Linked DNA regions of Mus musculus: all the other regions are linked to region 2. A link is a loop called in an ENCODE intact Hi-C map of the cell type or tissue named here. Cell type or tissue: left cerebral cortex. All regions are shown on one strand.

Region 1 (8,000 bases), 630 kb before region 2:
CCAGCCTAGCTAGCCAGCTTACCCCCAGGATCTCCGTCTCTTCCGGGAATATAAATGGGTCTAAGCTGTGCTTCACTGGAATTCATATTTCTTGAAGGCTCTACACAGAAGCTGCTCCAAGATGGCCACTCAGCAGCTCACTCTGTTCTACCACCTAGTCAGATGGCCTCTGGTTACAAGATGGTGGCTGATTCTCTCCATCAGTCTGCAGTGGTCACCAGCTCCTTCTCCCAAACTGCTGTGCACAAAGCCAGAGGCTTGTAAAACCGAACCCCACCCATGGCAGTCTAGAAATCTCTAAATGAAAGTTTGGTTGGGTTGTCCCAGAAGCCAGTCAGGGAAAGGACCGGAGCCTGGGACAAGTTCCCATAGCTTCTAATACAAGGTGAGGTACTGGGTGAAAGATGCCCATCAGACCATAGTCAAGGACATTTAAAATAACAAACCTCTAGGCTGTTAAGTAGGGGCTCACTGGTACCCTGGAGGTTGCGGTAAAACTTCAAGAATGTGAGCTCCTCTTTTGTCCTCAGCAAAAGGGTTGCTAAATGACTGACCCCACCCTTAGGAGAGCCCAAGGCCTGGGCTGCCTGAGCTTGCTGACTAGGGGACAGTGCTTGTCACCACCTCAGCCATAATGATGTGGTGTAGTGTTGAGAGCAAAGGAACAGGCTTCATATATTGTCAACCAAGACAAGTGCCTGGAGATTGATGGCAGTACAGCACCCCTGACTTCTGGATGGAGCTGAGGTCAATGTCTATCAAGAATAACCAAGCAAGCCCTGCATCAGAATTGTGGGTGGAGAAGGCCACAGCTTCTAAAATGCAGAACTCTGGGACACTGAGATGACTCAGGGGTATAGGCGCTTGCTATGAATTGTGATACCCTGAGTTTGATTCTCCCAGACTCATTTGATGAAAAAGAAAAGCATCTCTTAAATATTGTCCTCTGACCTCAGTAGGGACACACACACAACACACTCACACACACACATACACACTCACACACACATACTCACACACACACAACACACTCACACACACACTCACTCACTCACACACACACATACACAATTTCTTCTTTCTTCTTTTTTTTAATTCGAGTGTGTGTATGTGTGTATACGTATGTTCCTTAAAAAGTCTTCGGAGGCTTGGTGACAGTATTATTTCTATCCCTTAGCAGGGCTTTTAGGAATGAAAGGGGTTTTTCCTCAACCCTAAGTGATTTGTAGCAATGCCTGGGGTGGGTTTCATCCAAAACACTGGGATCTGTGAAATGCTGCAGCTGTTTACAGTCCCACGGCTGCATCCAAGAATCCTTCACTAATCCAACTCTGCCTGTCTTAGGCCATACTATTCTCCCAAGGCTCACCTTCCAGAACGTGAAAACCTACAAAGGCAGAGGCCATGGGGACCCTTGCTGGAGGTTGGCAGCAAGGAAAGGACACATCAATAATTCCACTCCTTGGCTGCCAATGATTGGACTGTGGGTAAGAGTGGTATGGCAGCTGATCGGCTGGATTCACATCAAGGCGGTGGATGGCTAGCCAGCCTTCTTTGCTCACACACAGGCCCAGGCACAGGCCTGGCTAGAAGAATGCTCCATATTGCCTCTCCCCAGACTCAGGCAGTGACACAAGGCATGTGATAGCATCCGTCAGAACAAGTCCCTCTGGGCAAGAGTCAGTTCTTCGGCAAAAGCCAAGAGCAGGAGCACACAGCTGCCTTCAGCTGAAGTTGTCCTACACTGAAGGTTACAAGGAACAAGTTGTCCTTCCCTTCAGACGACTGACTTCCTTTTGGATGAAACATCCCAGCTTCTCCTGTCAGGAACATGCCCAAATAAAGTAGCTGCTGCAGCCTTGGAAAAGATTTAGCTCCACAGAGAAGCTGGGACCCAACGCCCACATGGGATTTTCTGGATTTGCCTTTCTTTCTCTCTTCCTTGCTTCCTTCCTTGCTTGCTTCCTTCCTTCCTTCCTTCCTTCCTTCCTTCCTTCCTTCCTTCCTTCCTTCCTTCCTTCCTTCCTCCCTCCCTCCCTCCCTCCCTCCCTTCCTTCCTTCCTTTCTTTTCATTATTATTACTATTAGTTCGGCAGCGGTCATTTGAGTTTGGCTTTCCAAAGCTGTCTGGAAAAAGCTGCCCAGGCTCAGCTGCTCAAGACTGAAATGGGCGTGATGGATGCAGCCGCAGCTCTCAGATTTCTTGTTGCAAGTTTTTCTGACCTGAGTCAAGTAACCTGTTGAGACCAGTCCCCTCATCTACCCAGAGGCCACTCAGCAAATGCTTAGCTCACACTCCTGGATTCCTGTGTGGAACAGTGGAGATAGCGATCTGGCTCGGAACAATTCCAGCTGTAAACAACGCACTTCCTGACGGCAGAAGCAGAGTCCTCGGGAAAATGGCGCGGGTCTGCCTGCAGCCCGCCCCCGTTCTGTGCTGTGGGTGATGCCCGGGGAGCAAGCCTGGAAAGTATGTCTGTTGACAGCAAGGAGAAGCGCTAAATAATCTGCCAGGGACAGGAACTGGCCGCTAGCTAGATTTTTCTACGTAGGATTATATTTTGAAATAATTGCTTCAAGATATTTTTTTAAAAACTTGGCTGGCTCAGGGAGACATTCAGATGATGGTCTGGGGCCTTCAATGTAAGCTAAGGCAGGCTTGTAGAATCATCACCCAGCACAGAAGGAAGGAAGCCAACAACTGGGGCAGAGAGAACGCTCAGTGAAGTGCGTTGGGTTTCCGGTGTCCAGAGTCAGTGTCAGACTGTGGTCTGCCAAAGGTCCTGAGAATCCAGAATGACTTCCCACATGCTCTGCTAGGGGAGTATTGGTGGGGAGGGGGGAGGGGGAGCTTTGGGGACTAGTGACAGAAAGGTTGTCAGCCTAGCCCCAGTCCACCTGGTCAGCTGACTCCTATTAGTTGATAACTCACCCTTGGAGTTACTGCGGAGAGCTGGGCAGCCCTCCCTCAAATGTCCCCTTGGCCTTCTCTCTGTTTTCTCAGGCCTCTGCACAAATGCCACCTTCTCAGGAAAATCTACCCTGTCTGAAAGGCTGATGTCCCCGCCTCATTTCCTAATGTTAAACATGTTGTCGTTCCCATTACAGTTTATATCGTCTATATTGTAACTATCTTAGCAGGAACAAAAATATTCTATTTTATTTATTTGTTTGCTTATTTTGGGACACGGTCCCATGCATACGAAGCCCACCTCAAACTCTCTAGTTGAAGAAGACCTTTAACTTCCCTGATGATTTTTGCCTCCACCTCCAACGTGCTGGGATTATGGGCACGTCACAACCGACACCCAGTTCATAGTTTCTTCAGTGTTCAGGATTGAACCCGGCTTCTTCTGCATGCCACACAAGCACTCTGCAAGCTGAGTTACATCTCCAGCCCCTGACAGGTGAAGCTATTCTAGACAATTCTGAACACACACACACACACACACACACACACACACACACACACACACACACAAGGTCCTGTATATCTCTCTAGTGAAATAATGGTCGCCATGAGATTAGAATCCCCCAAGATATTCATGCTAGGAGAAAGAAAGGATGGAGGCAGAGAGGAACATGGGTCCCAGAATGCTGTTTCACACAGCTCTAACAACTGCACAAGCCCACCTGGAGGACAGATTGGAGGTGTGAAAGGCAGGGCCACTCATTGCCCAGGACTGCTCAGCAGTGTGTACCGCGTGTCCTCTTATTAATCCTGAACTTCATGTCAGGACCCCACAGTGTGCTTGGGAGCTATGGGAGCTGTTTGTTCCTCTTGCTGGTGCGACCACACTGAATACATCTTTCTCTTCTCGATGGATGTTATTCACCTCTCTGATTGGCCTATTGAGAGGGGAGGGAGATGACCACGCCTAGGTTGCTGGACTGCCAGGCTGTGACCCAAAAAACTCTGGTAAGAATATTTTCCCCTCCAGCTAAGATGTCAAGTGCAAGAATGTATATTTTTACTTACAGTTGGGTCCAAGGGTTTTAGAAAAATGCATTCACATCATAAAGACTAGTAAATATTTACTGAATGTGTGAAGGAATCTTACATTTAGTATTGACTCACGTACCAAACACTAGTTATTTCCCTTAGATAGTTATGTGAATGAATATACCAAGAATGAACTTATAATCGCCTAGTGTAAAAGCAGGAACTACTTGCTTGTTTTCTTGAACTTTCAGTTAAAATTGGGGGGGGGGGGGGTTTGCAATTCCTGCATATAGCCACAGGATGGCACCATTGCTCAGTGTATTTTCTCTGGAAAGCCGGCTGGTATCAGAAAATTCTCCACCCTCCTTCCCCTCCTCCTTTTTCTCTCTTCCTTCCTCCTAATACTGTAAAAGTAAGTCTTTTCTGAAGCTCTGGAAGAAAAGACACCGAGCAGAATACATTGCTCGACACCTGTCTGGATCCCTTAGCTCCATCTTCTCTCTGGCCCAAAGCCCAGAGTCCTGCTGTTCCCAGGCTGAAAGGCAGTGCAGGGACCTTTAGGAATGCACTCCCTCTCCTCCCCACCACCCCACCACAGCCCCTGACATCCACTCTGAGTTCCTAATAGCACCATCTCAGCAGCCCCTACCTATCCTTCGGTCTGACTCTGAGAAACCATCAACAGAGAGGTTCTCTGGCCTTTGTCTACTGGCCTTATGAAAAGAATCATGTGATGCCTTTGAGGCTGTGGGCGGCACTGATGGTATTTTGTAATTGGGGAACAAGTTTCCAGGGGTGAAGCAGGGTTACTAAAACAAGAGGACAAAAGGAACATTAAAGATTTTGCTAACCTGATAACCCTGCTCAAACCGAACAATTGGGGGGCTTCCATTTCCTGGATCACAGCAGAGCTCTGACTTCCTGGGTTTGAAGGCTGTGGTCTGGTTCTAGCCATTTGCTGGTCTCAGGAATGGAAACCAGTAACCATCTCCAAACAGAGATTGGGAAAGGAAAATAAGTCACACCCACAGGAATTGTGGGTGCTCCCCCACTTCAGGCTCACCTCCCCTCTTCCAAGGCCCAGTCTAACCCAGACACAGTCACTGCAGGGAGCATGAGCAGTGCTTGACTAGAAGGTCATTCAGGGTGATGATTAGGACAGTCATCAATTCCTGAGGCCCAAGAGTGACTCACTTAGCTCTGATGTGCACAGATCAAAGGAGGGTATTTATGGCTTAGACACAAGCCTGCCATTCTTTGCCATAATAAATAATATAAAGTCCTCATTCTGCTGCCTGTCTCTACCCCAGCTGTCTTTGTACTGACATGAACACCCTTCTCTCTTCTCTCTACTCTTTTCCACCTTGAAAAATGTCAAGACATTCTTTGCTGGCTCTCAGACACTCGGCTGCCATGGTGCCATGGGGAGAGGGGCTCAAATGCCCATGTCCCCAGATAAGAGCACAGGCGGGTCTAGAGTAGGCTTGGAGCTAGCTCTTCCTGAGAACTTACCTTTCTTATTTTGCTTGAATGTGTCTCAGTGTTTGGGCATGCTAGAAGCCCAGCCTCCATTTAAGAGCTCCGTGACTTCAGGAGATCTGTCATGCTTCCATTCCCCAGTCTATAAAATATGGGTAATTAATAGCTCAAAGTCTGACTTATGAAAATGACAAGATAAAAATATGTAAAGTGCTCAGCACCAAGCCTGTTGCAAAACAATGCCAGTGAGCGCTGTTCGTGCTGCAGCATTCTTGTGGTATTTCCAAGAATTTATGGATGCAGCACAGACTGTTCTGTGTGTCCTCCTCAGTGAGGATGTGCACCCCACACCCCGCCCCCAGGACTCAAGACTAACAAACACTCTTACAGGAAGCAAATGGCCAGGAGGATGCTGTGAGCAGGTCCAGCTCAGCTTCTCTGTGGGCACTTCAGACCAAGTACTACCCAGTCGTTAGGCAGTGCCGGGTGCTTCTGGATGCTTTAAGAAGCCACATCTCTGGCTTCTAATCCCTAGATGCTAATAGTAGCCTTTTAGTTGTCACCAAAGAAGTGTCTCTGATGTTTGTCTGCAGTGGGCAATGGTTACCACAGACTCAACTAACCCCCTCTCCTAAGGCTGCAGGGACATTGCAGAAGAGGGAGTAGGTACTGAGAATTCTGCAATTTTGGTTTCTTTTACAATCCCAGAAATATTATAAGAATATAATATTCTTTTTAAAAATATAATATTAAAAATATAATAGAATATAATATTCTTTTTTTGTTTTAATCCCTAGTGATATGGGGCAGCATCTGACTGCGATGTGCCCCATGCTCTAGCAGAGGCATGGTTTTGCCAGCTGCAGATACTTTTTGTGATTGTGTGACATTTGGAATTCTGGGGACTTTTTAGAGGGTAGATAAATGCTAGGGCTTGTCAGTTGTTTAGTTTGTTAATAGTCGTGCTCAAAGAAGAAACAAAAGGAAAAAAATTAAATTCTGGAATCTCTCTCTCTGTGTCCTCTATCCTTCTTCTCTCCTATTTAGTGATGGGGTGAGCTGGAGTGAGGGGTATGATAAAGGTGAGAAAATGCCTACAAAGTAGTAAAGAGGGGCTGCAGGGGCGCACGTGGCCTAAGATCCAGAGGTGCACTGTGAAAAGGCGTGCTCTGGGCAGGACGCACCTGCTATACCCATGAAGTCAGAGCAGCTGTGGCTGTCTCCTTCACCAGATCATCATGCTGGCATCCCAGCTTGGATGGCCATGACACTGATAAAGCCCCACCCCTTCCTACGGAGCTAATGGGACTTAATGGGGTCACTGAAAGAAAGAGGGTCACGACCCTCAGCAGTATCACCCTGGTGCTGGGATTAATCCTACAGTGCCACCAGTCACCCTGGTGCTGGGATTAATCCTACAGTGTCACCAGTCAGCCCTTGCTCAAGTAAATAACTCCCCAGTTGTGCTCATAGAGACCTAAAACAACTAATGAATCACAATGGACTCTGGGGACGGGGGCGGGGTAGGGGCAGAAATATACATATAATATACAAGTAGAAGAGGGGTTCCAAAGTGGGGTGGAAAGAGGGTGTGTGAAGGGGAGGGGATAAGAGAGGATAATGGGGGATATAATCAAAGTAAAAAATATTGTAAAAGAGTGAACAGCGACAGCTGAGGAGGCAGAGATGCCTTGCATGAGAAACACTGGTCCAGGAACCACGGAAGGATGGGGTGCTCAGGCTGGGATCTCACAGAGCTAGTAGTGGCATGACTGTGTCTGTCCACCATGTCAGAGCTCATCGACTGACAATGATTTCCAAAGCCTTGTCATCATCAGTTTGCCAAATATTCCTGATTTCCCTTGACCTCTGACCTCTGACATTTATGTCAGACAAGATTTACTATGTAAATAATAAATAAGATTTATTTATGTAAATGACAAGAGCCAGACAGGTTCTCATCTTCCAACACTTCCTTTGTGTTTTGTTTGGTTTTGGGTTTTGTTCCAGACAGGGTTTCACTATGTAGCCTGGGCTAGCTTGAAACTCACTCTGTAGACCAGGCTGGCCTTGGACTCACAGAGATCCACCTGCCCCTACCTCCTGAGTGCTGGGACTACATGTTGTGTACCACCATGGCTAGCTTTTATTCCATTCTTAACTAGTAGTATTGGCATTCTGATCACAGATTTTTACCTCACTTAGTAACAAAGTTCTCAGTGTTTCAGATTGGCTACCAAAGGGTTAAAGAGGTTGCCGTGTTCAAAGGAGCCTGACTGGAATCAGAGCTGCCACAGATGCAGGGAGAGTTGTTGCACAGTTAGATATTAACACACACAGTTGGAGAACTGACCCGCAGGCCCTTCATATGACCTTCAGGATCTTCCAGGAGTGGTACAGGGCACCAGGTCTGAGTAGATAGACAGAAAAATAGGCAGATGGTTAGTAATCCAAGATGTTCCCACCAAGCACTGAGCAACATGCAGAGCTGGAGCCATGGGGACAGTTGGGAGTTCTTTCTTAGTCCCTTGATGAGATGGTTAGATTCAGGTCACTGGGGCTCTCCCTATCTATAACA
Region 2 (8,000 bases):
AAAAAGGAAAGAAAGTTAAAAAGAGTTGTGCTTTTTTTGGCTCAGGCCAAAAAACTGTGAGACCCAGGCAAACTTCATGGTGACTTGTGACTTGGAGGGACTGCCTCTTCTTTTCTTTCTTTTTCTTCCTTCCTTCCTCCCTCCCTCCCTCCCCCTCTCTTTTTTTCTCTTGTTCTTTCATTCTTTTTTTTTTTAAGACAGGCTCTTCTAGCCGGGCGTGGTGGAGGCAGAGGTTTTCTCTGTGTAGCCCTAGCTGTCCTGGAACTCTCTCTGTAGACCAGGCAGGCCTCGAACTCAGAAATCCACCTGCCTCTGCCTCCCGAGTGCTGGGATTAAAGGCATGCACCACCACACCTGGCCAGTACTGGAATTTTTTATCAGTCTTTGCACATAAAGTTTCTTTTCAGGAGTTTTCATTCACAGTTGGGATCACAGATGCACACCACCAGTGCCTGGCTGGAAATGTTCTTTTGATTTATTTTAAAGGAAACGTTCTTTGATTTGTTTTGAGACAGAGTCTCAGGGTTGTTCAAATACTGTCTCACTGGGGTAGGACTATCCTGTATCTAGAAATACTGAAGAGATGAAGAGTGGTTGCTTCCACCTGCGATCAGCTCTCAAGAGAGAGGGAAGACAGTGGACCAGCTAGGTATGTGCAGCAAATTCTAGGCCAGCAAGAGTTATGGTTGCATGTACCTTAAATCCCAGCATTCAGGAGGCAAAGGCAGGCACATCTCTGTAAGTACAAGGCCAGCCTGGTCTACACAGCCAGTTCTATGACATACAGATCTACATAGAGAGACCTTGTCTCAAAAACAACAGAAAGCTCTGGGCAAGTGTCTTAGTTTGGATTTTATTGCTGTGAAGAGACACCACGACCATGGCAACTCTTATAAAAGCAAGCATTTAATTGGGGATGGCTTATAGTTTCAAAAGTTTAGTCCAGTATCAGCATGACAAGAAGCATGGCAGAGTGCTTGCTGGCATACATGGTTCGGGAGGAGCTGAGAGATCTGCAAGCATCAGAAAGACTGTGTGCCACACTGGGCATAGCTTGAGCTTAGGAGACCTCAAAGCCTGCTTCCACAGTGACACAGTTCCTCCAACAAGGGCATACCCATTTCAACAAGGCCATTCCTTCTAATTGTTCCTATGGGACAAGCATTCTATGAATATGTTGGAGCCATACCTATTCAAACCACCACAGCAAGCCATAGCTAAAGGCATGAACCACCACACTTGGAAAAATACGATTTGTTTGTTTGTTTTTAAGACAGGGTCTGTTTGGCTTGGAACTCTCTATGTAGACCAGGCTGGCCTTTGACTCACAGAGATCTGCCTGCCTCTGCCTCCCCAGTCTTTCTACTAAGGGTGTGTCCCACTGTGCCAAGCCACAAAGGCTATTTTTCAGAAAGGCATCCATATACCTGTAATTCCAGTCAGCACTAGAGACAAACAGAGGAAAATTTGAATTTAAGGTCAGCCTGCAATTTATTTAGTCACAGGATACAGTGGCACTAGGGAGGCGGAGGCAGGATGGTCTCTGCCAGTTCTAAGCCAACAAGGGCTATACACCAAGTCACTGTCTCAAAAAAAGAAAAAGGAACCGATGGATTAACTCAACAAGGTGCTCTCATTTCCTCACTGGAGCTGTGCCAAGCAGCCCCTGACCCAAACAAACAAACAAAATAAATTCCTCACGAGATTATAAAGAATTAAATAGAACATTGCACATAAGGTCTTCCATACCCATTGAATTCAGGTATTCGACTTAGTTTATTTACATTTCCATATCTCTATCCTTGGGGGTAGGATTGTTTTTAACTGTTGAAGGTAATGAAAATGTATAAGCAGTGTCAGATCTGTGTTCCGAATATTTGTTTTTGTGTATAGGGATAGCATCTTCTGCCTCCAGCTGACACTGAATTTATTCTGTAGCTGAGGATGGCCTTGCATTCCTATTCTTCCTGTCACTTCTTCCCAAGTGCTGGGAGTTCAGGCCTGTGCAATATGCCAGGTCAACTGTGTTGACTTAATAAATGTTGTGGCACAACAGACCAGTCGATTTTGGTGGACTGCTGGCTGTTTTTCCCCCAGATAGGGTTCTCTTTGTAGTTCTGGCTGTCCTGGAGCTTGCTCTGTAGTCCAGGCTTGTTTGAATTCAAGAGATCTGCCTGCCTCTGCCTCTGTCACCACCACCCAACTGCTGGTTGTTTTAAGCAACCCTAATCAGCAAAACTGACCTGGCACTTGGGAGCCATGGGTTAACCTAGGGGCGTGGCATAATAAGGGCACGCACCAAGTTAAAAGAAGTTGGCACAAAATCTGTCTATACGCATTGTTAAGTTAGCAACAGGATTTTCAATGTGTTAGGACTAATTTTTAGAAATAACTTCTTGTTGAAGCAGTCTGGGGAGAGTTAATTTTTTGTTGTTGTTTTTTTTCGAGACAGGGTTTCTCTGTGTAGCCCTGGCTGTCCTCGAGCTCACTCTGTAGACCAGGCTGGCCTCGAACTCAGAAATCCCTGTCTCTGCCTTCCAAGTGCTGGGATTAAGGGCATGCGCCACCTCTGCCCGGTAGAGAGTTAAATTTTTAAGGAGGCTCGTCCAATAACTAACTAGACAACCGTTTCCAGGCGCCCAAACTGCACGCCCGTTTATGCCAACCTCGGCCCGTGCTATTCACGTTCCCATGCGGTGCCCAAACCCAGGCCTCTACAACGGATCCAAGGCCCAGGGCCTACCATCCGGCACCTATGTGTTCTTTTCGGTCCTTCGCGGCCGTCTATTTCCATGTAGAAACAGGGTGTGCCCTCCCTTTTCCGAGCACAGACCCCATCCTAAGGGCGGATGCTGGGGCCCCAGGACGAGGCCCCTGAGGTTGGCGGGAGCTCGAGGGGGCGGGCCGCCAGGGAACGGGGAGGGGGGGAAAGCAGAAAGACGAGCAACGCGCGCGGCGCTCAAACCCGCGCTGCCTTCTGCTCACGGGCGAACCCCACCCTCTCCGTCACCAAAGGCGCCCAGCCAATGGGCGAGCCGGAAAGGCCGGGCTTACAAGCGAGGGACCGAGAGGGGGAGCCACTCGAGGGGAAAGGGATGTAGAAGGCGGGCTGCACTTGACTGACAGCTCACTCAAGCCAATCCTCTGTGAGGCTTCTCCGCTCTCCTCTTTGCTGGGCTCTGTTCGACGTCCCACCTTCTCTTCCTCCACCCCCCCCTCACTCCTTTGCGTCCCGCCCCGCCTCCCCTCCCCCACTCTGCGGGCAAATCACTGCTGGAAAGAGGCGGGGGCCTAAGCGGCAGGCTCGTGTGGAGCCTTGAGGTGGGATTGACGGGCGCTCCGACCAATAAGAGGTAGGCTGATGGCGCGGCTGTGGCCGGGGCCGACCAATGGGCGCGCGGCCTGGGGGCGGAGGCCCAGGTTCCAAACGCTCCGCGGCGCCATGGGCTGAAAACTCAACCGAGATGGAATCTCCCAGTCTGAACCGGTTTCAACCGGTTCCGAGTTTGAGGCACTAGGAGGAGGGGGAGAAGCGGCTGCAGCGGCCGCGGCAGGAGCAGCGGGAGCTTCAGCATCAGCAAGAGCAACAGTAGCTACAGCCCCGGCGGCCGTGCCTGTTCCAGCCTTTGCTGCAGCAGTCGTGCAACCATCCCGAGGGGGAGGGGGGAGGCACCAGTCGCTGAGGAGCACGCGAAGGGGGGAAAGTTTAGGCTAGCTCGGGTGGGGGGGCCCGGCGCCGGAGCGGCGTGAGCGAGGGAGCCCTGTGTGGTAGGGGGAGCCGGACTGCAACTGGCGGCAGAGCGGCCCCGGCCGTACGGACTCGCGCTGCTGCTCCCGCCGCCGCCTGTGGCTGGAGGGTCCTGGGCTCTGTCTCACGGACTGGCCCGCTCCCCTCCCCCTTCCTTCCCTCCCCAGCCGGGCGGGAGCATTTATTTCTCGGATTAATTCCCCTTTTTGGTGGGGCGCGTGTGTGTGCGTGCGCGCGTGTGTGTGCGTGAGTGTGTGTTGGGTGGAGTTGTCCCTAGAATAGTAAATACTGAGCTTTTTTTTTTTTTTTTGCCCTTCTCTGCTTTTTAATTTCTTTTTTGTTTAAGGTGGGAAAACTGTGAAACCCACCTTGATTTCCTCCCCTCTCCCTCCTCCCCACCTTCCCTCGCCCCAAGCCCGGACAAGGAAGGAAGAAGCAGTTGGTTGAATTTCTGGGTAAGTCGGTCGTGTGCTCGGGGCCGAGGGTCGGGCGGCGGCGGCGCGGCGGGCATGAGGCGAGGCGGGCGGCGGGCGCGGGGCCCTCGGCGGAGCCTGAGATTGAATGGAAGCGCTTCTGTCGCTCGGTGATGGAGGTGGGGAGGCGGCCGCGGGAGGGGAGCGCTTGCTGGGTCATCTTCGTGTGCGGGTGGCGGTGGAGGAAGGCGAGGAGCGTGGTAGTGAGGCTGAGCCCCTGCGCGTGGGTGGAAGGGCTTCCCCAGTCCAAAGGGCTGGGGAGAGTCGGGGGTGATTTCGGGAACGTCTCTGTAAATTATTAGGAGTGGAAGTTTCCAGAAATATTTAGTGCAGCAGCATTGAAACGTCCGCCTGCATCACGTGGCCCCCTCGGTGGAGAGCTTGGGATGGGGGAGGGAGGGGCTACCGAGTCCCTTCTTATGTGAAGAAACTCGAAAGCCTTGTGGGTGATTTTTGTTGTTGTTGGTTTTGTGAGTGTGTGTATAACAAGAAGTAGGAAAGAGGAGTTAATTTCTTTTTTTCGGGGGCCTGCAGTTGGGGTTCCGTGTTGTAGGTTGTTTTCGCCCGGGGCATATATGTCTTGGTGAAACCGTGTACTGCTGGCCGTGGACAGTGAATGATGCCCTCCCTGCTCCTCCTTCTGGTTTCTTGAGTTTGCGGTGTAGGAGAGGAAGTGGTGGTAGAGGATGCACTGAATACTCGCCGAGGCGGGACCTCGGATCACTCAGAGGACATGCTGCATAGAGAATAGGGCGGTGAACTTAGGCGCCGGGTCTAAATGCCTCCTCCGAGTATGGGCGGGGTGAGTGCGTGCTCCTGTGAGCTATAGTTAGAAGTGCTGAGAGTCGTTCGGGTGGGAAGCCAGGGGAGGGCGGTCCCTTCCTAGTGAGGCGTGTGTTTCTTACTGAATGAAGCAGGCGATTGCCCACACACGGAGTAGCAGTCTTTTGTAGCATCTTGTTTTTTGACTCATTGTGAACTTACCTTTTTAGATGGCTACTGGTGGGTAGTGTTTTGCTGCTTGCAGTGCCATTGAAGGTATATGGACAATCACTTGTAGAGTCACAGCATTGTTTGATGGGTTCCTACAGTTCACAATCCAGTGAGTGGAATTTGGGATTGGGGGACACCAACGAGACAGGTGAACCAATCAGAAAGTGAACAATCCCTCCATAGCTGCACTACTTACTGCATGATTCTGTATCTTGAATGTGGGTGTCACGGCTGACGGTGGAATGACTATTTGGAAGCTGTTTGGTTGGGGCTGCTAAATGTGCTTGGCATTGACCACAGAGCCGCCATTTCTGGATTACCTATAGTTGAAGTTGGAAGATAACCGCTAGTTCCGAGAAAGGCCAACAACTGTATTTAAGTATTCTTAGATTGCACCCCTTCCCCCACATGAGTCTAGTATCTGAATTCTTAGAGAAGACCAACTTGAAAATGAAACTTAGGACTTAAGTGTAGGGTCATTTGACTAAACATTTAATCATTACTTTTTTTTTTAAAGAACTATAAATTGAGATAGTGTCTGAGACAAGTTGGTTGCAATTTTTAACCATAAACTCGAAAAATCTGTTTTAATCTGTAAAAGTTATGACACTTGAAGTTATTGGAAAGAATAGTTATTTGTTAGTGGGATTTATTTTTCTTGTATATTAGTGTTCTGTTTTTCCCTTCTTAAGACAGACAGAGTCTCACTGTGTATTCCAGTCTGTGCTTCCATCTCTTCTGGGATTGCATATGTCTTATCTCTTAACACTGGCCTTGGTGTTAATTGTCCTTTCACCTCCCAGGTGCTTTCTTTAATTTTTAATATATAATTTATTTTTACTTTTAGTTTATGTTTTGTTGGTGTTTTGCCTGCATGTATGTCTTTGTGGAGGTGTCAGAAAACCAGAAACCAGAGTTACAGATCAATGTGGGTGCTGGGAATTGAACCAGGGTCCTTTGGAAGCACAGCCACTGAGCTATCTCTCCAGCCCAGTTTGTTTGTTTCTTTTCTTTTTCTTTTTCTTTTTCTTTTTCTTTTTCTTTTTCTTTTTCTTTTCTTTTCTTTTCTTTTCTTTCTTCTTTTTCCGAGACAGGGTTTCTCTGTATAGCCCTGGCTGGCCTGGAACTCAAATCTGTAGACTCAGAAATGCACCTGCCTCTGCCTTCCAAGTGCTGGAATTAAAGGCCTGGGCCACCACTGCCGGGCTCCAGCCCAGTTTCTTTATCTTTACATGAGTGTAAATGTGAGCATATCTACCTATGAAAGAATTTTTGGACTCGTGAGGAGTTTGAGTGGGGAGCACAGATAGGTCTTACTCTGTTGCCTTTGTCTTTTAACAGTAGTATGCCGGGCGGTGGTGGTGCATGCCTTTAACCTGAGTTCCAGAACAGCCAGGTCTATACAGAGAAACCCTGTCTTGAAAAACCAAAAAACAACAAAAACCCCCCAGCCTTGGCCTGATTGTTAGTTACTTCAGATAGGGCTTCATAGCTCAGGCTGGTCTTAAACTCTGTATGTAGATGAGGCTTGGTCTTGGTTTTCTGATTTGAGTGTCAAGAGCGCTGGGGTTCCAGATGCACACTTCTGGTTTGAAACCAAGGAGTTCATGCATAGTAGAGCACTTCACTGACTGAGCCAAACCTAATCTTTGATTTATTATAACTAAGTTTTATCTTGGGCATGATTAATAAAACCTTTGTATTGAAGTATCAGCAGCACTACTACAGAAATACAGCGGAGAAACTACTTGTCCTAGCTGTGTTTTGAGCCAGGTTTCACTGAAAGGCTGAGGTGTTTTTTATTCAGGATCTCTGCAGTCCAAGGTATCCTGGAATTCACACTTCTGCCTTCACCTCCTAGGTGGTGGGATATAGGACTAGACCACCAAGGCCCACTTTGTACAGGTTTCAAACTGTTATTTTAAGAAAAGGATGGTACAGAATGGCTCAGCAGTTAAGAATTCCTGCTGCTCTTGGTGAGGACCTAGTCTCCATTCTGGGTGGCTCATAATCTCTGCGACTCCAGCTCAGTGGGATTCCACCTTGCTCAGGCCTATACAGGCACCTGCACTCTGGCACACAGAGCCACACACAAACCCAGTAAAGTGTAAATTCTTTTTTTTTTTTTTTAAAGATTTATTTATTATTATATGTAAATACACTGTAGCTGTCTTCAGACACACCAGAAGAGGGAGTCAGATCTTGTTAGGGATGGTTGTGAGCCACCATGTGGTTGCTGGGATTTGAACTCTGGACCTTCAGAAGAGCAGTCGGGTGCTCTTACCCACTGAGCCATCTCACCAGCCCCGTGTAAATTCTTAAAAACACAACTTTTTTCATACCAACCTAATTATTCAGAAACTGCGTGATCAAGCACGCTATTCATTTTCCAAATTCTGGAGGTTTTGTAAACTGCTGTAAAAGGTATTATGGATATGCTTAAAGTATCCTCTTTAAATGGTATGCAAAATTGTTTAAATTTGAACTACAAACCAAATGTAGTGGCTCACACTACACCTGTAGTTGCAATGCCTGGAAGGTTGAGGCAGAGTATTCATATGCAGCTCTATAGTTAGGAGAGGATCCAGCCTGTAATCTCCAAGCTGTATATTGAGTCTGAGACAGAAGGGTGGCAAGTTCAAGGGTTGCCTGGCTAGAGTGACTTCATTACCAGCTAGCAACTCTGTCTTATCTGAAAATAAAACCAAGGGGTGGAGAAATACAGCTCAGTGATAGTGTGCAGTGCCTAGCATTTACAAAGTTCAGTCCCTCGGTACCACAAAAAT
Region 3 (8,000 bases), 270 kb before region 2:
ACCAAGCACAAACGTGATACACATACATGCATCCAGGCAAACACCCACTTAAATACATAAGTCTTAAAATGTGTGTAAAATTGGGTTAAATTTAGGCTCCAATAACTCACAAATGGGTTTTTCACCTTCATAAATGTTCCCTGCACGGCAGAATGTGTTATATTCTTGACCTCTGTTTTTTGTTTGTTTGTTTGTTTGTTTGTTTTTTCTTTCTTTCTTTCTTTTCCCGAGACAGGGTTTCTCTGTATAGCCCTGGCTGTCTTGGAACTCACTCTGTAGACCAGGCTGGCCTCAAACTCAGAAATTCGCCTACCTCTGCCTCCCAAGTGCTAGAATTAAAGGCGTGCGCCGCCACTGCCCAGCTTGACCTCTGTTTAACCTTGGCTATTCCTACCCCTGTATTAAGGGGGACAACTAAACTGATCCTTTCAAGAAAGTACCAACCTAAAGAAAACCATTGGTCTAGACTATTTTAATTAGTGTTTACCTATGTATGGTTTGCTTGTATTTAAAAGAAAAATTTTGAGGTATACCTTTCCAAAGAAGTGATTTTCTAAAAGGCATCTTCAAAAATGTTTTGTGGATCCAAGAAAAACAACGTTAAAGACAAACTATACTTTTGTGTTAAATGTGCCTACAGAGTGCAAAGAGGCAAGGAGTGGTGGGGCACCCAGGAGGCAGATACAAGGCCAACCTGTTCTCCATAGTAGTTCCAAGAAAGCCAGAGCTATATAGAGAACCCCTGTCTTAAACAAAACAAACAAGCAAACAAACAAACAAAAAAACGAGGTTGCAAAGAATGGATGGAAGGGAGAAGGTGGCAGGTGGAACAAAATGCCACCACTAAGTAGATAACTTGTAAATTTCCTACCTGGAAGGCCGTGACCAAATTATTTCTTGTTGTCATGCAACACATAAAAAAGCTATTTTGTAGTTTTTAATTTCTTAAATTTTTGTTACAGCCACTGGATGTAGGTGCTGGAAATTGAACCCAGGTGCTCTCCAGCCAGGCCCCATTTCTTAGCTTTAGAGGGAGTACTCACTGAGACATATTTTTGCTGATAGAATTTTGGCACCTGCTCTTTCTTAATTGCTTTAAATTCACTTGTACCACTGGACAGAGAACCTTGCCAGCCCGGCCTACCTCAATTCCAAATCACTAGGTTGATCAATAAAAGAAATTCATTCTTCTGCCACCAGGGGTTGCTATTGCCATAGCTGCAACTGCAGGTTGGCTCCAGTTGCAGTTTAGAATGCTTTTCAAACAAAAGGCTCAAAATACAGTTATCTTTTATTAAATTTCAAATCACAGGTTTTATAGCTAACAAACCTGGGCAAACACTAAGAGAATATTCTAATGCAGCAACAAGGAAAAGACCCAGAAGATCAGCCCCAAGGGAAACCGACATCTAACAAGCAGTTCTCCTTCCTTCCACACAGGTTTCCCACTAATCACGGCCAAATAGCCAGCAAATGGTTCCAGGCAGGAAGTAATAGTTTTTATAAACATTAAAATGTAAACTGGGCCATGTGGTGGTGGCACACACCCAGCAATTTCTTTTTTTTTTTTTTTTTTTTTTTTTAGTGTTTTGCCTACATGTATACATGTGTACCGTATATCGACAGTGCCTATGGATGTCAGAAGAAGGTGTTGGATTCTTTGGAGCTGGGTTACAGATGGCTGTGATCCATCTATGTGGGTGCTGGGAACCAAACTTGGGTCCTTTGTAAGAGCAACAAGTGTTCTAAACTGTGTTCTAAAGTGTTCTCCTTTCCAGCCCCCAGTTTGATTGTTTTTAACCCTTGAGTGTGGGAGGAGCAGGGGTATAAAAGGCATGCGCCACTAACTGCCCAGCTTTGGATAGAATTTTCCAACAAAGAGAGATAAATAGAATATATAAATTTAAGTCTTACATGACATAGAAGGCTTCAGGAGGAAATGAACCAAAAAAAAAAAAAAAAAGTTTGAGCCAGAAATCATATGTTGATGAGAAAAATACTAGCCAGGCGTGGTGGCACACGCCTTTAATCCCAGCACTCGGGAGGCAGAGGCAGGCAGATTTCTGAGTTTGAGGCCAGCCTGGTCTACAAAGTGAGTTCCAGGACAGCCAAGGCCTATACAGAGAAACCTGTCTTGAAGAGAGAGAGAGAGAGAGAGAGAGAGAGAGAGAGATACTAAAGTGTCTTATGACAAAGGGGCTTGAGCTAACTACCCCACCCCCTTTGGTAAGACCATAGATGGTTTAAGGTCGTGTTTTGCCGCGAAAGCAGTTCAGCTTACCTTACAAGAAACAAAAGCAGGTGTTGAATCGTGAAAGCCCCCAGCCAGTTATTTTTAGCATGCCTCTTAATTTTTCTGTCCCCTGATTTCTTCTCTTCTGTGCCTAAGTCTGAATGGGTAACCACTTCAGGGAATGTCAGCAACAGAGGGGCCATGGAGGAAATGTCAACAAAGACAAGAAAGCAAACTATACAGACAGTCCACCCAAGCTGTTCAGCCATGGAACCATAGATAAATCCAACTATTACAGAAAAAAAAAAAAGAATTCCCTGCGACGTCAGTGCATGAGGTTCTGCCCTGGGTGGGCAGTGAATTCAGCTCCCCAGCACGACAGACAGCAGAGATTGGCTTGCACCTCTTTCATCCCTTTCCCCGGGGAGAAGCATGTCTTCCTGCAGGCACAGTGAAGGTCTCTTTCAGATCGCTGTTTTGTCTCCTGCTTTTAAGAGCAGGAGAAGTCAGAGTACTTGCGTTAGTTATTTCTCTGTTGCTGTGATAAAACTCCATGACCATGCCGGGTGGTGGTCTCACCAGCCTTTAGTCCAAACTTTTTGGGAGGCAGAGGCAGGAGGATCACTGGGAGTTTGAGGTCTACAGAGAGTTAGTTTCAGGACAGTCAAAGCTACACAGTGAAACCTTATAACAAAAACAAACAAACAAACAAAAAACACACCACAACCACAAGGAAGGCAATTTATAGAGGGAAGAGTTTTGAGGGGTTTTATGGTTCTAGGACTTCATGATCACTGGGAAGCACAGCAGGGAAGCTTCACAACAGGTAGGCATGGAGAAGGGAGAGCTCACATCTCATATTGTGAAGAGGAAGCAGAGCACAAACTGGCTGGTAGCTTTTGAAACAAACTCAGCCTCCAGTGATATACTTACTCCAGCAAGGCTACACCTCCTAAGCTTCTCCAATCAGAGCTACCCACTGGGGACCAAGTATTTGAATGTCTAAAACTAGGGGAGACATCTCAAATCACCACAGTACCAGTACCTGTTCTCTTCATATAAGTCAGCTGTCTCAACAACCATAGAATATTTGTGTGCTTCGAGGGAGGGGTAAACTGGTCTTTGAAAAAGACGTGTCCCCCAAGGGGAGGCTTGAAAAGTTCATCTTAGTCTTAATAGAGTGAATGAATGTAAATGCTTCTCATAATTACAGGACTAAGTCCATGAAACAATTGTTCGTTAACCTACCGCAGGCATCTGGCACCTTATGGCTCTCAATTATTAACTGTGAACTACCACTGAATGAGTATTACCTATATAAACTCTGGTGGTCAATGATCATGATTATAGAAACCTTGGAAGTTTACCTAAGGACAGAGTCCTGGCTCTGTACTGGCTTCCACTGCCTTACTGGTTGACCTTGGGCTTTAGCTTCATCATCCTTTAAGTCTAGACGATGACACCTATTTCATGGGATTATGAGGATTAGTGTGGGGGTGGGGTGGGGGGGGTAAAGAGTGTAAAGATTTCACACTTTGCTCAGCAGATAACTATTAATCAGTTATTAGAATGTTTATGTTCCCTAAGAGTCAGTGGTTATGTTTATGGAAGAGGTCTTAACTAGAAGGCAGACTGGATTTGATAGGCAGTCACCGCCCCACAACTATTACGATTCTGTGCCGTCTAACTAGTGTATTTAAATCCCTAGGCAGTCAAAATATATACAAAAGGGAGGAAACTATTCATGGCACATCTCTCCTCCAACACCTTTACAAAGTGAATAAACTAGGAATAGAATTTGGAATTTAGACATGGATGTCCGTAAAAGGCCGGTTGCACCACACCCACTCCGGAACAAAGCCAGAGCTGTCACAGCTTCCTCAACAGCACTAGCAGAAGCTAAAGGCTCGGGTCCATCTAGAACGGCCACAGCCACGCCTATAAAACCTCCCGCTCCATCTCAGGCACAGGGAGGGGTGGACAGTCCGTAGCCACATCTCCGCGCGCAAGCTGCGCAGCCGGCGTGCGGCAGACAGCCCCTGACGTCACACCCGCGCCGGCTCTCCAGCAGGCCCCTTGCTCGGCTTCCGCCTTCTCTCCCGGCGTCGCTTTCTGGAAGGTTCGTGGAGGAGGCGGTCAGGGAGACCGTTACTCCACAGCAAGCCGGAATCCGTGTCCATCCGTCCTCCTGAACCCGCGCAGACGCCACCAAGGTCGCCATGCCGGAGAACGTAGCTTCCCGAAGCGGGGCGCCCACCGCCGGGCCCGGCAGCCGCGGGAAAAGCGCCTACCAGGACCGCGACAAGCCAGCCCAGATCCGCTTCAGCAATATTTCCGCGGCCAAAGGTATCACCCGGTCGCCGGCCCGCCTCCGGCGGAACGGCCCAGCCTCGCTGTGACCTTGGCCCTGGGTGGGTTGTGTTCCTTCAAGGTGGTCTCGTTTGCAGCTTTCTGCTAAGCACTCGGAGCGTGGAGGCCTCGGACACGCCCCATTGTGGGACGCCGAGCTCCTTAGTTCGTCTCCTGCAGGCATGGGCGGTGTTGGTCACATTGGCGCAGACAGCCGTTTAAAATACTGAAAGCAATGATCCTTGAGATCTGACTCTTAAGAACTAAAGCTTGGCTGTTTATCAAACCTAGTGGTAGACGACACAGTATTTTGAGCTTTCAAATAAAATTCATTTTACTTTTTCAACATTTTCAAAAAAAGTTCATTTAACTTATGAACGTTCTTTGGCTCCGTAGTACTAATCGGATAGTCACTATAAATTCCCTTAAACTGGCAGGTGGGCGACATAGGGTTGTAAAAGCACGTGGTGAAAACCAGACAGGCCGAGTTTTATTCTCAGTATGTGCTATTTGACGCGTCTGACGTCTAAAGCAACAAAGCCTTAAGAGATACTGCCAGGGTTTATTTGGGTTGGAGACAAAGATGCATGATTTGGGAAGTGGACGGGGTGTTGTTTTATCTTCTGAAGGTCCTAGGATCCAAGAAACTCTTGACTTCGCAGTGCAGCTGTAAGTTGGGTGAGGTGACAGTTGATTTGCAGGGTTGCTGGGAGGATTAAATGTGAAAGTGTATGAAGTAAACCTGACAAGTACTGCAGTCACCAGTCCAGGTGACTGGAATGTGTTGGTGCTGTGAGGTGTGTGCGCAGGATGGGCCTTAAGGAGTTGGAGACGCCAAGCTGACCAGGTGCTCCATGTGAGAGTCTTTTGGAAGTTTGGAGTGAATACCTGACACCTGGAAGTTTATTGAGTTCATTAATTACGTTTGTGGTAGTGGAGTCATTGGGATGTTGAAAGATGAATTCTAGAGTCAGATGAGTGACCAAGAGAGTGTACACTCTATTAAGAAATGAGTTTACTTCAGGCAACCATCTTAGCTAGGGTTTCTATTATTGTGAAAACACAGGTTATGTGGATTTAGTTATTAATTTATGTATATGGGTGTTTTGTCTGTATGTATATTTGTACACCAGAAGGCATTGGATCCCATAGAACTGTGTTTATATGTGGTTGTGGGTGCTGGGAGTTGATCTCAGGGCCTCTGGAAGAGCAGCCATCTTTTATCCATCTGCTGAGCCATCCCTTCAGCCCCTCAACCTGCTTTCTTATGAACCCAGGACCACTAGCCCGGGGATGGACCCACCCACAAAGGATTGAGCCCTTCCCCCTCAATCTCTAGTCAAGAACATTCCCTATAGACTTGCCTACAACTCCGTTTTAACTGACTTTTTCTTAATTTGAGGAGTTACCGCCTCTGAGATCACTTTGGCTTGGGTCAAGTTCACATAAACTGTCCAGAACAGTTACTTTTCAAAGGAAGGGTGCACAAAAATTAAAAAGGACAGAAGGAGCCATGCACGTAGGCAGGATTGGTTACCCAAATTGCCTGTAAAGCTATCTAGTTACTAAAGGAGCAAAGGGCAAACTAGTTTTTCCAAGTCAAAACAGAATTCTAGAAAGTGAGAAAGGTTTCTTCCAGATACAATTTGAGTTGAGTTCATTTTGCAATTATCCATCCCTCTCAAATAAAGACAATATTACTTGCTAATGGTGAGGGAGATTTCACAGACAGAAAATACTGGTGGTTTTGTGTAAATCATTTTACAGTCATTAGCTTGTGTTCTAGAGATGGAGAGTCTAAAATACCATAATTTTTTAGTAGTGAATATCTTGAAACGGGTCCACAGAAATCATCTGAAACTTTGATGATAACATTAGACCAAAGTTAGGACATACGTAAAATATTGTTATACAAGGTATTTTCTGTTAAATTATTTATTCTTTGCCAAATATGGCCAAAAGCATATAGTAGTTAAGGGATACAGAAGAAATTTTAGCCTATGGGTCCCACATATGTTTTCTCAGCGGATTATGGTTTTGTTGGGGAGAGAAAAGGCTAATGGATGAATTGTGTACTACATTAGGGTGTTCAGCTGTTTCACTGATGCTTGTACTGTTATGGAATAGAGGAAATAAAACTAAGAACTTAAGACTACATTGTGCCATTTTGATTCTCACAGGAGTATTGAAAATTTGTTCTACATAGACATAGCACGTGAAGTATTCTAGTGTCTATTAGGGTTATTATTAGGCATGAAGTTGTAGGAGGCACAATAAGCTACTATATACCATATCCTAATAAGGACAAGTTTAAAACAAAACACTTTGCTTTTTTTTTAAGTCTTGATTTAATATGTGACTTTCTGTTTTTCTATTTTAACAGCGGTTGCTGATGCTATTAGAACAAGCCTTGGACCTAAAGGAATGGACAAAATGGTAAAATAAAAAAGTTAAATCGTTCATTACTTATTGAGAACTTCTGTTTACATTCTAAGGTCTAATGAAAGGTGGTGCTATTTGGGGGTTGGCAAATAGTTCTGTGCTAAAACTGGTAAATCTTGCCTAGGTGGAACAAGGCCCTGCTACCCCTCTTCCCCCTTGAGTCCCTCCAAAAATCTTAACATTCATCAAAAGGAGAGATTAGTTAGTATTTAACTATATTTTAATACCCTTTGGGTTGATTTTTTTTTTTTTTTTTTTTTGAGTCAGTAAAAAAATTAACTGAGACTGTCTCTTGATCCCCTGCTTCTGCTTGATGGGCTGGGATCACAGACTTGCGCTACCATGTTTGCTTGGCTGTTCATTTCTTTTGAAACATGAGCTTAATCTTTCTGCCTCAGCCTCTGGGATGCTAGGATTACAAGTGTGAGCCGCTGTGCCCAGTTCAACTTTTCAAACATTTTTTCTTAATTGACTGGCAGCATAAAACAGATATAATCTAATAATTTTTGGATTGATATGTCCTCAAATTAAGAGCTAGTTAGCAACCAAAAATGTGACAAACCAATATGGCTAGCCAAGGGATGTGGGGCATCTGAACTAAGGCCTCCATGCTTGAACTTTACTGAATGATTTCCCTCTAGACTCCTTTACATACCCTGGGCGGGGGCTAGAGAGAGGGGCACATACTGCTCTTACAGAGAGCCCAGGCTGTGCCGCCATTACTAGATGCAGAGGATCTGACACACACACACACACCATCTCTGAGCGCTGTCCTCAAATATATACACATACACACATGTAAGAGAGCAGCCCGGGCAGAGCCCGTTGATCTGAATGTTCTTACATTGTTTTACTAAGGAAAGGTATTTTGAGTTAAGCAATATACATATATAAACTAACTTGTATGTAATAGTAAATGGAATAGAACTAGTAGAATATTGCATTAAAGTTTTAAAAAACAAAACTTTCCAGATTC

What was found. A loop is a pair of places that touch in the nucleus more often than their neighbours do. Peaks named below come from ENCODE experiments on the same cell type or tissue, not always from the same donor. Only the 100,000 strongest peaks of a DNase experiment are listed, where the experiment ranks them.
Region 1: a loop joins it to region 2, with 5 times the contacts of the local background. A loop is called at or near these places in 17 of 42 quality-filtered maps.
Region 3: it touches region 2 in a loop (4-fold over the local background); 19 of 42 quality-filtered maps call a loop at or near these places.

What each region holds. Positions count from the first base shown.
Region 1 is chr11:22,627,453-22,635,452 of GRCm38, forward strand. No RefSeq gene overlaps it. Among named protein-coding and RNA genes, the nearest start is that of Gm12052, 20 kb to the left of the region's middle. In left cerebral cortex, a CTCF peak has its summit at 4,267 (motif pointing right); DNase peaks (open chromatin) are centred at 1,743, 2,371, 4,283, 5,089 and 1 more place; H3K4me3 peaks cover 395 bases; H3K27ac peaks cover 997 bases.
Region 2 is chr11:23,252,515-23,260,514 of GRCm38, forward strand. It overlaps Xpo1 (exportin 1), which reads left to right and starts at 3,527. Exons shown (of 26, transcript NM_001035226.1): 1 at 3,527-3,646; 2 at 4,130-4,203. In left cerebral cortex, a CTCF peak has its summit at 3,064; DNase peaks (open chromatin) are centred at 3,117, 3,321, 3,904, 4,536 and 1 more place; H3K4me3 peaks cover 3,040 bases; H3K27ac peaks cover 2,183 bases.
Region 3 is chr11:22,986,302-22,994,301 of GRCm38, forward strand. It overlaps Cct4 (chaperonin containing Tcp1, subunit 4 (delta)), which reads left to right and starts at 4,292. Exons shown (of 14, transcript NM_009837.1): 1 at 4,292-4,579; 2 at 6,966-7,018; 3 at 7,997-8,000. The coding sequence starts at 4,453. In left cerebral cortex, a CTCF peak has its summit at 1,197 (motif pointing right); DNase peaks (open chromatin) are centred at 1,195 and 4,272; H3K4me3 peaks cover 2,073 bases; H3K27ac peaks cover 1,225 bases.